Regions from separate parts of the Homo sapiens genome. Here region 2 is linked to region 1. Evidence: chromatin contacts called from ENCODE Hi-C or POLR2A ChIA-PET data. All regions are on one chromosome and are shown on one strand. Each heading gives the region's core, a stretch centred on a gene start or an enhancer-like site at or near the end of the contact. The rest is flanking DNA. Distances are from core to core; before and after follow the strand shown. Region 1 has its middle 35 kb from the start of RUNX1. Region 2 has its middle 150 kb from the start of RUNX1.

What was found. Hi-C counts contacts between places; a loop is a spot of excess contacts on that map. ChIA-PET counts read pairs that join two places held with the same protein, here RNA polymerase II (POLR2A). Pooled maps may share reads with other maps.
Region 2: a loop to region 1 is called in a map of chondrocyte, with 2.4 times the contacts of the local background. The contact joins two enhancer-like sites. A Hi-C loop is called at or near these places in 3 of 168 maps with a recorded cell type or tissue (IMR-90, chondrocyte and heart left ventricle) and 7 of 50 pooled maps. POLR2A ChIA-PET finds 5 or more read pairs at or near these places in 3 of 52 experiments (BJ, IMR-90 and OCI-LY7).

Annotation. Positions count from the first base shown.
Region 1 is chr21:35,080,967-35,088,005 of GRCh38, forward strand. No RefSeq gene overlaps it. Among named protein-coding and RNA genes, the nearest start is that of RUNX1, 35 kb to the left of the region's middle. Within about 2 kb of position 4,110, at least 3 of the 41 ENCODE cell types and tissues checked have a DNase peak (open chromatin) inside an H3K27ac peak, as active enhancers do.
Region 2 is chr21:35,194,121-35,201,159 of GRCh38, forward strand. No RefSeq gene overlaps it. Among named protein-coding and RNA genes, the nearest start is that of RUNX1, 150 kb to the left of the region's middle. Within about 2 kb of position 3,956, at least 5 of the 41 ENCODE cell types and tissues checked have a DNase peak (open chromatin) inside an H3K27ac peak, as active enhancers do.

The DNA.
Region 1 (7,039 bases), core at 2,860-5,359:
TGTGCTTGGGTGCTGACTGTCCTGTGCCTCCTCTGAGATGTTGCAGAAGTCAGGCCTTAGTTTGAGAGCACTGGGGAGCCACCAAAGGCTGTTTAGCTGGAGAGTGGCATGATCAGACTTGCCTTTTCAGAAGAGCGCTCTGATATTTTGTGCAGCTCTGCTATTGGAGGTGGAGGTCAGGACCTGGGCAGTTGAAGAATCCCTGTGAGAATGGCCAGAGTTAGGATAATGAGAGGGGCAGAAAGCACAATACACTTAAGAGTGCAAATCAATGCAGATGGTCTTCATTCCATTTACAGATCACTGCTGGGGTCTGTGTAGATCAACAGGCAGAAACAAACTTTCAAATTTGTCATCCTACCTGGGGATGGAATTGACACCCTTACACGTGCGTAGCATCTCTAATTGTCTTTCTACCAGCCTTCCTTCTCTTCTCCCCATCTATAGTTCTGGTTAGATTTAGTGATCATCGTTTCTCAAATGCTTGATGTCTAATCCAGAGCAAAGTAATTCTGTTCTTTTTAAGCACTTCTTGTGAATTAGTTAGTCACCAAAAGGGAGGAAAGGTAGACGATCATGTCAATGCAAACTGTTCTGCATTCTTGAATCTTTGCAGGGCTGCTCACAGCTCCAGGAGAACCCCTTCCCCACCTCACCCCACCCACAGATGCTAGAATCTTCCCTGCTTACCCCTCTTCAGCAGCCCCTCGTCTTTCATTGAGAAGATGAAAATTGGAATGAATTGTAATTGAATGTTATTCAACCTTTCCATATTAAAGTGAACATGAGATCAAATTGTCGTTTTTCCCAAACTTTATGTCATTTTGTATTAGATTACTTTCCTCATGCCAGGACCTAGAGCTCATATGAATCCAAAATGGAAGGAATCTTTAAATTTTGCCAAGTCTATAATGTGAAGAAAAAAGAAAAAGACCTAAGTGAGGTGTATGTGAACGTGAATGAAAACTCCAGCTTTGCCTTGGCATCAGGTTGAAATGAGCTCAGCCCACACTTGGCATTTGGGCTGCTCATGTCCTGAACTACACCTCCCAATTCTGTGAATTCTACCAAACCAGAAACATGATTTGCCAGATGCTTCCCCCACTCACTCCCAATGTGTGTTCTTTGTATGAAATGGAATCCATATGTTTCTTACGCATTTACACTTAAATCATCAAGATGTTACTCAGTGATGCCTCTGTGATTTATAGATCTTTCAGTCTTTTTTTATTTGAAAAAGGAAAATCATATTTTGTAAAGTGTAGACTTGAAACCACAAATTTGTACAATGAAGAAAAATATACATCTGCTGTTTTCTTTCTTTTTGCTTCCAAGCTTCAAAGGGGGTATTGCCAACTTGCAAACACATGACTTACCAGAAGCATCTACACCAGCCGTGTGGGCCTGAGTCTCCAGCTCTGTCTTATTACTGCCATTGTCCCATGTCATGGGAGATGTGTGTGTGTATTAGTTTGTTTTCACTCTGCTATGAAGAAATAACCAAGACTGGGTAATTTATAAAGGAACGAGGTTTAATTGACTCAGTTCTGCATGGCTGGGGAGGCCTCAGGAGACTTACAATAATGGTGGAAGGGGAGCAAATACGTCCTTCTTCACAAGGTAGCAGGAGAAAGAAATGCAGAGCAAAGGGGAGGAAAACCCCTTATAAAACCATCAGACCTCGTGAGACTCACTCACTATCACAAGAACAGTATGGGGGAACTGCCCCCATGATCCAATCGCCTCCCACAAGGTCCCTTCCCCAACACGTGGGCACTACAATTCGTATTAAAATTCAAGATGAATCTGGGAATTGGGGCTCATGCCTGTAATCCCAGCACTTTGGGAGGCTGAGGCAGGTATATCACCTGAGGTCAGGAGTTTGAGACCAGCCTGGCCAACATGGCCAAACCCCGTTTCTACTAAAAATACAAAAATTAGCTCAGCATGGTGGTGCATGTCTGTGGTCCCAGCTATCTGGGAGGCTGAGGCACAAGAGTAGCTTGAACCTGGGAGGTGGATGTTGCAGTATGCCGAGATGGCTCCAGCCTGGGCAACAGAGTGAGACTCTGCTCAAAAAAAAAAAAAAAAAAAAAAATTCAAGATGAGATTTGGGTGGGGACACAGAGCCAGACCATATCAGTGTGTGTGTGTTGGGGAGAGCAGGATAGAGAAAGGGAGAGGAAAAGGAAGAAATTGATAAGAAGGAGGAAAAGGAGGGAAGATAGTAACAATGTTTCCAAGTAACAATGGAAAGTGGAAGAGAAGAATTAAAAATTTTGGAACGTGTAGAAAATTGATATATTCAAAGGTAGAGGAAAAGAAAACATCCTTGTCAGGAACAGCATAAGGTGGCCAAGTATTTAATCACCCACTCATTAGAAAGATATTTGCATAGTGACATCTACGTACTAGAGTGTGGCACAATAAAGATGGATGCAAATTATCTGACAGTCTTTTGATGGTTGTCTGCTGTGGTTTGGAAATGTTTCCCCTCAAACCTCATGCTGAAATTCAATCTCCAGTGTTGGATGCAGTGGGGTCTAATAGGAGACGTTTGCATCATGAGGGCATATCCTTCAGGAATAGATTAATACCCTCTTTCTTCAGGGGTGAGTGAGTCCTCACTTCATTAGTTCCCTCAAGAGCTGGTTGTAAAAAGAACCTGATGCCTCCCCACCATTCTTCTTCTCTTGCCATGTGATCTCTGCACACAACTGCTCTCCTTCACCTTGACCCATGACTGGAAGAAGCCTGAGGCCCTCACCAGTTGCAGATGCCCGATCTTGAACTTTCCAGCCAGCCAGAATTGTGACCCAAATAAACCCTTTTTCTTGATAAATTATCCAGCCTCAGGTATACCTTTATAGCAACACAAAATGCACTAAGACACTATACTATTTCTCTTCCACTTGAATCTTAGCTGGCCTGGGGCTACTTTGACCAATGGAGTTTGGTGAACGTGATGCTATGCCATTCTGGACTTAGTCTTTAAGAGGACTGGTACCTTTTGCTTGGGCTTTGGCCTCTGAATCAGGCTGTCATGCTGAGGCCATGTGTAGGCCTAGTCAACAAGCCCATCTATGCTCCCAGATGACGGCGTCAGCTGCCAGCTTTGTGAGTGCGCCATATTGGATGTCCACCCCATTCAAGCCTTAAGATGTAGAGATTGCATTAGCATCTTATTACCCACTTCTCTGAAGCTCAAACATGGCTTTTCTGGAAAATCTTTGTAACATTAGTGATCAGAAGTATTTTGCTTATAGTCTGGATTTCTTAAAATGAAACTTCGGAAGTTTCGTGTCATCATCGGCATGCATAAATGACGTACATTTTTCCAGGCTGTTAGTCTTTTCCTTTTAATGACTCCATGTCCAAGTAACAATCATTCTCTTCTTAGAAACTCTTCTCATTTGCACTAAAGTGATTCTATTCAAGAGAGCTTTGCCAATATATTTTAATATAACCCTTACACTTAATATCTAACTAGTATGTATCTGTCTGTTTACCTGCTTATTCATCCATCTCATGTCTCAAATTTCAAATACATCTCCTATATATATATGTGTGTGTGTGTGTGTATATATATATATATATAAAATACACATATGTACATATTCACACCTCATATTTTAATTTCATAGTTTCTTGAATGGATTAATGGATTCAGTTATTTTTGCCTTTCATTAATTTTTCTGGAAACTAGCTTTGTTTTGTTCTCCAGATTCCTTTTCTTTGACTTTGATATAAATCTAGAGAAAAGTTACCAGTGACTTATTAAATATTGACATCCCCCACCTACATTGATTCCTATACTTTTCTTTCTTCCCGCTAATTTTTGAGGGATAATGATAATGCCTGCCATTTTTTAGTATTAGTATGTGCCAGAATGTAGGCTAATGTCATCACAAAGTTATCTCTTTCAATTCTCCTAACAACCCTTAGAGGCAGATATTATTTTTCTCATTTTACAGTTTGGGAAGCTGAGACTTAGAGAAATTCAGATACTTGCTCAGGGTCACATAGATAAAGTTAGAACCACGATTTGAATCCAGATTTATCTTGTGAGATCATAATATCCTGCCTTCCTGTCTTCTTATGTATACTGACTCACACAAAGGAATTTATTTGGTCATTCATCCAGTCGTCTCAGAAATTCCTCAGTCATCTTCTGTATTGCATAGTTTAGCTAAGCTATATTAGATGAAGGGCCAATAAAAATAAATAAGACATGTTCATGTTCGCAAGGAGCTTTTCTGAGCAAGAATCTGAGCCTTGTTTAATTTTATCAATAAAATGGGATTCTATATATTTCTTGCAATCTTTAATGTATGAATCAGGATAAGCTGTGTTATGATGCAGTAACAAGCAACCTCATGATTTCAATGATTTAAAACAAGGTTAATTTATTGCCCATGCTATTTATCTCCTGAGGCTTAGGAAGGAATTCTGTTCCATGTTGTTCTCATTTTCACCCTAAAATGCAGGACAGTTTAGACCAGTAATGGTCACAGTGGCAGAAGAAAATAACTCTGGGGGTCTCAATGGGGGGCTGATATAGTTTGGATTTGTGTCCCCACCCAAATCTCATGTTGAAATGTAATCCCCAATGCTAGAGGTGGGGGCTGGGTGGGAGGTGATTGGGTCATGGGGGTGGTTTCTCATGAGTGGTTTAGTACCAGTACTATTGTTGCGAGTGAGTTCTCATGAGCTCTGGGTTGTTTAAAAGTGTGTAGTACCTCCCCCCTCTATCTTTCTCCTGCTCTGGCTGTAAGACACACCTGCTGCCCCTCTGCCTTTCACCAAGATTGTAAGTTTCCTGAGGCCTCCCCAGAAGCAGAAGCTGTTATGCTTCCTGTACAGCTTGCAGAACCATGAGCCAATTAAACCTCTTTTCTTTATCAATTACCAAGTCTCAGGTATTTCTTTATAGCAATGAGATAACTGCTAATACAGGCACTTTACTTATACTCACAATGCATTGGCCAGAGCAAGTTGTATCCCACCACAGAGGAGCCAGGATGGGGAATCCTCTAGAAGGTGGAAGTGCCAGAAGAAGGAAGAACCAGAATATCTGGAAACCAGCACTAAGGACTACCATATATATGATAATTTAAGAATTTATAGTCCAATATATGGAAAAACTTTAAAAACAGAAAACATTTTGTGCCTGAAATATTATCAGTGGCATGAAATTCTATGGGGAAATTTGATAATTCTGAGATTTTTTTTCACATTCCTTCTTTCAGGCTATGTTAAAGGGGCAAAAAAGGATATTTACTAGAAAGGTTATTATGAGTCCTTTATTTTTTGCTTTTTCAATCTATCAGACACTGCTTCAGCTAACAGCTCTGAAGGACCAGCCAGAGGTGGACAAAACCTGCTATCAATAACAAAACGAAAAGCTGAGTAGAGTATGCACACATACACACACACACACACACACACACACACACACAATCTGAGTAAAGACTCACTAAAATGGACTAGATTTGAGGGTTCAGTATCTTAAAGAGAAAGCCTGCTCATTGAGGGAAAGAGAAACCTGCCATTCTATGCTGATTTTCCCCTAAGGCTTTTTCCTGTCCATATCCTGGGCAAAGAGGCTGAGCAAGTGAGTCAGGAATAACTCAGTGGCAAAGAGGAAGAGACTCTGAGCAGAGCTTTTGTGAGTCTCGTGGCCCCAGGGAGACAAAAATTGATGTTCAGCCCTGCTAAGGCAACCAGGACTTGAGGGGCCAAAATTCCAAAGGAAAGGGAAGCAGAGAGAAATGAGACCAACACCCTGAGCTGCTTTTCTCGTAAAGTTTTTGGTTGATTATTAAATTGTTCCTGCTGAAAGGTAGATAAACTGAGTAGAAATCAGTTGCTAAGAGGCCAAAAACTTGATGCAGAATTCTTGGATATCTCATGATACTGCAGTGAAAAAAATGTGGTTCAAAGCCTGCCAAAGGAGAAGAGCCTAGTTATTAACCCAGCTGAAACCCGTGAAGTACAGTCAGACCTCCCTAATGGTGGGTTCTGCGTCTATGGATTAAACCAATTTAGGACTGAAAATACTCAGGGGAGAAAAAAAGGTGGTTGTTTGTATTGCATATGTACTGACCTTTTTTTCTTGTCATTATTTCCTAAACAATAGGCTATAACAACTAACTACATAGCATTTACATTGCATTAGAATTTATAAGTAATCTAGAGATGATTATATATATAAGAGGATATGTGTGGGTTATATGAAAACACTATACCATTTTACAAAAGGGACCTGAGCATCTGTGGATTTTGGTATTTGCTTGGGGCCCTAGAACCAATTCTCCGTGGTTACTAAGGGCTGATTGTACTATATTTCAGGAATAAGGGCAAGCCAGAAATTAGATAAAGCCTTGTAAGACTAAAATCCAATTTGAAACCAGCTCAATTTCTGATTGGATTAAGGGATCTGCCTCAAGAAGACAAAGAAAATCCTTTTTGAAATTACATAAAATAATTCAGAAATTTTACATGATTTTTCATAGTGTTTAGGATTTAATAAACAGTACCAGGCATATCAACAAACAAAACCAAGAAAGAAGAAAAAAAATGAAAATTACAATATCTGATTTAACCGTGTCACATATGTGATTACTAGGGGATCACACAGCTGGAGAGCAGATTTGTTGTTTAGAATGTAGGCCAGTAAAAAATTTTCAAGCTGAGGCAGAGAGGAAAGACTTCTATGCAACAAACTATGAAATGCTTTTGTGGGAAAGTAAAAAGAACATAAAAAAGAAAAATAAACACAAGAAAATAAATAAATAATTTCCATGAATTAGAATATTACAAAAATAGTAACTTTCCCTAAATTGAACTTTTGATTCAATGAAGTCTAAATGAGAATCACTACAAGTTTGTATTTTTGTGTGTGGAAATTGAGTAGCTGATATTTAAAAATGTAGGCAGAAATGCAGAGGATCAATAAGAGCCTTGTTTATCTCCAAGAACAAAGTCGGAGGATTTAAATGACCAGATTTGAAGCTGTGATATCAGTACAAAGGTACTG
Region 2 (7,039 bases), core at 2,706-5,205, 110 kb after region 1:
CATACCACTTTTCAACCATCAGACCTCATGAGAACTCACTGACTACCGTGAGAACAGCATGGGGAAAATTGCCCCCATGATCCAATCACCTCATGCTAGCTCCTTCAATTGATACCTGGGGATAAGAATTCAAGATAGGATTTGGGTGGGGATGCAGAGTCAAACCATATCACCATCTTACCTACAGGTCTTCAAAACAGCAATATATATTTCCTATATGCACTTTACTTTTTTCTCATTTCTTCCTTGGTCCTTTGCAATCTGACTTTCATCATAGTACCCAATTATAATAGTTTTCTCAGTAGGAAATCAATAATATTTTTACTGAAGATTCTAATAAAAAGTTCATTTTTTAATTTCCATGTCTCTTGGTGTCCTAGCCTCTTTTGAAAAGAGACTGGACAGACACGCCCCAAGCCAGATGGAAGTCCCGGTATGGCAAACTAAAGAGCTTGGACTTTTCCAGCCAAATTTTGAAGAGATCTTGAAAGTTTATTCTCATGAAGCTTTTTACCTTTTTTGCTTCTGTGATTTTGCGCTCTCATGGCTCTCCTTTCACCCTTCCTAGCTCTTTCTCAGACACATTTTCTCCTGCTCATCAGTGAAATGTTTTTGCTCAGAAGTCTATCCTCAGCTTGCTATCTTCTCACCCCACCTGGTTATTTCCTGGGTGATGCTGTCCACGCCCATGCTTTCCAATGCCTGGTATAGGGCATAGATTCCAATGTGGACAACTTTCATGCTGGCCTCCACCACAGCACGCTTCAGATGCACATATCCAGCTGTTTATTGCACACCATACAACCCACAGGTATTTCATACTTTCTCTGTACTACACAGAACTCAAAATCTTTCCTACAAATTTCTGTCTTCCTATCTGTTCCCTATCAATTCACTCATATAATTTAGAGAAATGGAACTTGCAGGCATCATTGTGCCTTTGCCCTTAACCAGTCACACTACAACTTCTTTTTACTTTATTCCAAGTTATTTCTTGATTTTTCCTATCTCCACCTCCTCTCCACCTCTCATGCATTTCTACTCTGGCTTCTGCAGGCCCCTAGTCATTTCTTGCCTTGATTAAGTGCAAGAGCCTCTAATCATTCTTTCCACCATCAACAGTGTTCTCCTGAAAGCCATTCCCTGGAGTCACCAGAATTATCTGGTACCAAATCAAACCAAAACATGGCACGTCCCTTGAATGAACCCTTCAGTGGCTGCTATCACCTCCAAAGCAAAGCCCAAGTGCCTTAGCAAGAACTTTGGTCACCTCCCCAGGAAATACTCTCACTCCTCCTGACTCATGCATGCTGTCAATATGGAACTCCTAAAGTTCTCAAGGATGCCCTGCCTGGAAGGCTTCCAAACCCACTTTGTCACAGTTCTCCTTGAAGGGTCTGTGATTCAGCTCAGGGACTATCTCTTTCTGATTCCTCTTATGACACCTTAGGCTAGCCTAAGCCCTCTCCCTTCTATATGAATAAAACCTTATACCTGCACCTATTATTTCATTTACTTTATAATGCATGCATTTTTGTGTAATATACATATATATATGTATATGCACATATATGTATTTATGTATATCTATATACCTCTATCTAATCTATCATCTATCTCTCTAGTCATTGCACTTGCTTTACAATGATTCACATGAGTTTGTCTAACCCTACTCATCTACGGACAACTTAAATCCAGTAATGAACTTGTTCAGTCACCTATGAATCTCCAGTGACTACTGTGGTACATGGACTAAACAAAGTCTGTATTCTATCAATACTTTTGGAAGGAAATTATGAAGAAATACAGTTCCATCTCTCCCACAAACAGATCAGAATGTACGGAATAATAACTGGCTTGCATAATTTGGATATCTGTCCCCTCTAAGCCTCATGTTGAAATTTGATCCCTGTTGTTAGATGTGGGGTCTAGTAGGAGGTGTTTGGGTTATGGAGGTGGGTCCCTCATGAATGGCTTGGTGCTGTCCTTGCAGTAGTGAGTGAGTGTTCACTCTATTTGTTCCCTCAAGAGTTCACCCCCTAGCCGGTTGTTAAAAGACCTTGGCACCTCCCTCCCCTCTCTCTTGCTTCTTCTCTCACCATGTGACTTGCACAAGCCTGCTCCTCTTCACCTTCCCCAGTGAGTGGAAGATTCCTGAAGCTCTTATCAGAAGTAGATGTTGGTGTCATGCTTCTTGTACAGCCTGCAGAACTGTAAAACAAATAAACCTCTTTTCCTTATAAATTATGCAGCCTCCGTAAGTATTCGAGGAGAGCTTTCTATGTGCTCAGCGCTCTTCCAGCTGCTAGAGATACAGCAGAAAACAAGATACGAGAAGTCCAACTTAGCAGAGATCACATTCCAGGGTGCCAAGTATCCTGACAACATAAAAGTCAGCACATAAATGAACAAAAGGACTTCTGACAGGGCTAAGTCATTCAATTAATTTTAGAAATATTTATTGAACTCCTGTGTAAGGGTCAGATACTCTTCTGGGTCCAGAGCGTAGAGAAAGTAACAAAACAAATATCCCTTCCAACATGGAACATACAGATGAAATTCAAAAGGGGCTGGACAATGGTAGAGAGTGACTTGGTATAGGAGCTACATTCAATAGTACGGCCAGCTAGGGCTTCTTTAGGAGACACTGTTTGTGTTCAAGTTTGAATGATAAAATCAGCAAAGCACAGAGCTGGGATTGAGAGGGTGGAATATTCCAAGATAGGGAAAGATGATGAGCTTGGTGTACACTGTACAGTAAATATAGCAGTCCTGAGACTGCTAGCCTGATGAACACCTACTTGCAAGGTTGGTCCCTGGTTCACATCTGAAAATTGGGATTTCAGTAATGTTTCCACCACTAGAGAGTGGCTTAATTAATTGATAAGCTTTAACTAATTGATAAAGTTGGTTTACCATACCTGAAGTGTTTATAAACACAATGGGACTTATGCTGAACACCTGCTTTTCTTGGAGAGTCTGGAATGTTGGTGTGTGTTAGGGGAAGAGTGCCTATGTGATAAGCCCCAAATAAAAACTCTGGATACTGAATCTCTAACAAGCTTCCCTGGTAGACAACATGTGTCACAATTCAATGCTAAAGGAATTAAGCATGTCCTGTACGACTGCGCTGGGAGAGAGGACTCATAGAAGCTGGTTTCTTGTTTCCTCTGGACTTGAACTCATGTGCCTTTTCACTTTGATCATCTCCTTTGGTATCTTTTCATTATAATACACTGTAGCTGTGAATATGACCATATGCTGAGTCCTGTAAGTCTTTCTAGTGAGTCATTGAATCTGAGAATGGCTGTGGGGATCCCTAACACATCGTGCATACTTACTTCGTGTAATTCATGTCATATATTTGAAGAAAGGGGTTAGTATGAACAAAAGAGTTGGGTTTAGTGCTAAAGACAGACAAAAACAAGGGATGTGTTTTGCAGGAAAGACCAGCTTAAGAGAATCAACACCAATAAGGCTGCATGGTAATAAAACCTTTGGCAGGTTTCATTCAACTGCTTTGACTCTTTTTTGGTCCTTTTATGGTTTTCTCATCATACCATTCTTTCTAAGTAACTCCAAGACTTTAGGCATTTAAGTTATTCCTGGATATTGGCCTAAGCCTTTATCTTCTTAAAATGGTTCTTCCACGTTTACAACCATTACAATTCACCAAACATAAATTAACTGTCTTTGAGACTCCTCAAGATTACATTACTCCATCATTCAATGAATAGTTATTGAGTACAGATATTTTATTGCAACCCTAAGTACTAAGGTAGCCATTGCTGATTCAAAGATGACTAAGACAAATCCATCTCTATTCTCAAGGAACTTGCTCAAGGGAAGAAAAGTGCCAAAGAAAAACAGGCAAAAGGGCTTTGTTCGGATGGCAGTTTTGCAATTGCATATAAGTTTTCAGGGCCTTCTGGCCATCCAAAGCCACATGTCCTATGCCACAGCCATGCTCCCAACAGGTGAACATAGAAAACTGTAGGTGAGTCAGCATATGGAAAATGCAGGGGATTCCTGAAATAGTACTGAGTCATTAATCACTGATATCCTGGCTCAGTTCACGAAGCAACTGGGAGTAAATAAGCAAAGAAAGTGAACTAATGCTTAGAAGATGGAAATACCCCTGGGGACATTTGTTGAGTCAGTATAAGAACGTGGAAAACTTCAACAGTCATAGATTCAAATGGAATGAAATAAGAGGAGAAGAACATTCCCCAACAGCTTGATCTCTCATCAAAAATTGCTGGCAAGCACCACTCTTCTGAATTCTCTACTTTGGGAATTGGAGGAAGGAAGAAAAGAAAGGAATAAAATGTTGTTCTGATCTCAGCGGATTCTAAATTTATGTGATGTGACAACACATAGTACACAAACACATAGCTAGTGTTTGATGTGTGATGTTGAATTGACTTATACAAGGCAAATTATAATACAAAGGAAAAATAACATAGAAGAAAACAACCTGGAGAAACTGATGGGAGGGAAGATAGGCTTTGGAAGGGGTAAATTAATTAACTCAAAATAAGATAGTTTAAAAAAACAAACAAACTACAAATGGGGATTCATATGTACGGGTTGTTTCAAAATATTGAGTCTTGCCAAAGTTGCCTTGAGAGAAAAGTGAAAGTGACACTAGATATTGATATGTTTGGTTTAGTGGTACTTCCCACTAAATTTGGAGCTTCTCAAATATTATAAAGTGAATTTCTGATAGCCAGTTGCTTCACTGATTTCCATTGCAAAATCAAGGATGTGTTTTTTTCTTTTTTTAGGAAACAAAGATTTCACTTACATGTAAAAGATATATTTAAGAACATAGTAAACTTCTAAAAGCACAGCTTAAAGAAAAAGAACCACCCACAACAAAACACTTTTTTCAAAATATCAACAGTCATAGAACACACACACACACACACACACACACACACACACATATGTATCATACAAATGTTGAATTGGTTTACAGTTGTTTGTACATTTCAGCTAAAGACCTAAATGTAGAAAATTGACCAAGTCATTTCATGAAACTCAGTGACCTTCATGTTCAGCATGGTACTTTCCCATTTTTTCTACTTTCTTCACTTAAGAACTTATTCCTACATATCTCTTTTAGCACATGTACACATTTCAGCATCCCTGATGTGAAGAGAGAGGGTCGAACACCCCAAGGACTGTGAAACTAACAATCATTGACTGCATCCTCCTATTCAGTATTGTGCTAAGCACTAGACGGTCTGATGACATTTAATTCATAAATGCAGTGCACAATGGGTGTTCTTATTCTCATGTTACAGTAAAGGCTGAAATGTCCATACTCTCTTTTGCTCCAAACAACAGGCTCTGAGAAGGCTCATCCACCGATAATGCCACATGCAAGGCTCGTCCCATCAGCATTTGCCAGTCCAGTCCAGGGCGGGCTGCCAGGCCTGCCATTGTCTAGGGCTATTGGATCTCAGTGTTTGGGAGGACGCTTCATCCAGCCACACCAAATGCATGACTTTGAGGGACACCACCCCTCTTCAAAAACTGGAAGCAACTCAGCAACCTAACCAGCAATTTCACACAAACCAGGTCAGGGAGATGATAGCTTGTCCATGGGTTTACTTATGAAAGCTGCTCAGCAAATTTATTGTAGCTGGGTAGTAATGCAGGTTTGGTGACTCTTCAATGCCACATCTGCCCCTAAAGGAGTTCCAGGAATTCTGATGGAAATTCACTGAGTTTTACTTCTGTGCACATTCTGTCACCCAGGCTGGAGTGCAGTGATGAAATCAAAGCTTACTGTAGCCTCAACTTCCGAGGTTCAAGCAATCATCCTGGCTCAACCTTCTGAGTAGTTGGGACTATAGGTGCATGCCACTATGCCAAAATAATTTTTTAATTTTTTTGCAGATATGGGGTCTCACTGTGTTGCCCAGATTGGAGTGCAGTGCCACGATCATAGCTCACTGCAGCACTGACCTCCAGGGCTCAAGCAATCCTTTTGCCTCAGCTTCTGAGTAGCTGGGACTACAGCTGTGCACCACCATGCCTTCTAACATTTTTAATATTTTTTGTAGAGGTGGGGTCTAATTATGTTGCCCAGATTCATCTCAAACTTCTGGGTTTAAGCGATCCTCCTGCCTCAGCCTCCCCAAGGGCTGGGATTACAGATTTGAACCACCATACCCAGCCCTTTACAGGTTCTTTAGCTTCTCCTGTGGATGCCAGTCCACAGGGACAGAATGCAGTACTCAAAGCTGAGAAGACAAGTTTTGCGCTTGCACAGGATTCCCCGTTAAAGCAAATAACAATAATGTGAAGTGAAATGCTGTCTTTCAAAAAGTTATTTGCTCTTCACAGATTTTTTTTTCAGTGAATCCTTCCCATTTCTTTTACATAAGACATTTCCCAAGTCTCATCACCTTTCTTAGGCCACAGGTAATTCAGAAAGCTATAGATTTAATAATTAATAGGATTCTACCAGACCATTTCTTTCCTTACATTTTCAATCAATCAGTCATTAGCTATTGAGCATCTATGATATCTTTCACCCTCCTTGGAATAAAAGCATTATTTTTTAAAAGTTTTCTTGGCTTCACTGACGCATGTTCCTATCCTTTCTCCATGAATAACACTTGTTTGCTCAAGCCAGACACCTGAGGGAATCCTACCTGCCCACTCTCCCTATGTCCCCTCCAATCTGCCATCCAGTTCTGCCAGCTGTTCCCAGTTCTCTCACTCTCTGGGTCTGGCCCTCATGCAGCTAGCTCAAATCATTGAAAGGACTCCATGACGGTCCACCGTGAACAATGCCTCTAGAACAGGAAAATATGATCACATCTTCCCTTGCTTAGGATTTTTCAAGTTTCTTCTGACCAAAGAATGAGCTCACCTTTCTTGCCTGCCGGAGGAGGCTATGCAGTCATTTATTCAGTTCAACCTGTTTTTATTGAGCACTTACTGTGTGCCAGGCATTGATTTAGGTGCTAAGGAAATAGCAGTGAACAGAATCCCTGTTCTGGTAGAGCTTCCATTCTACTGA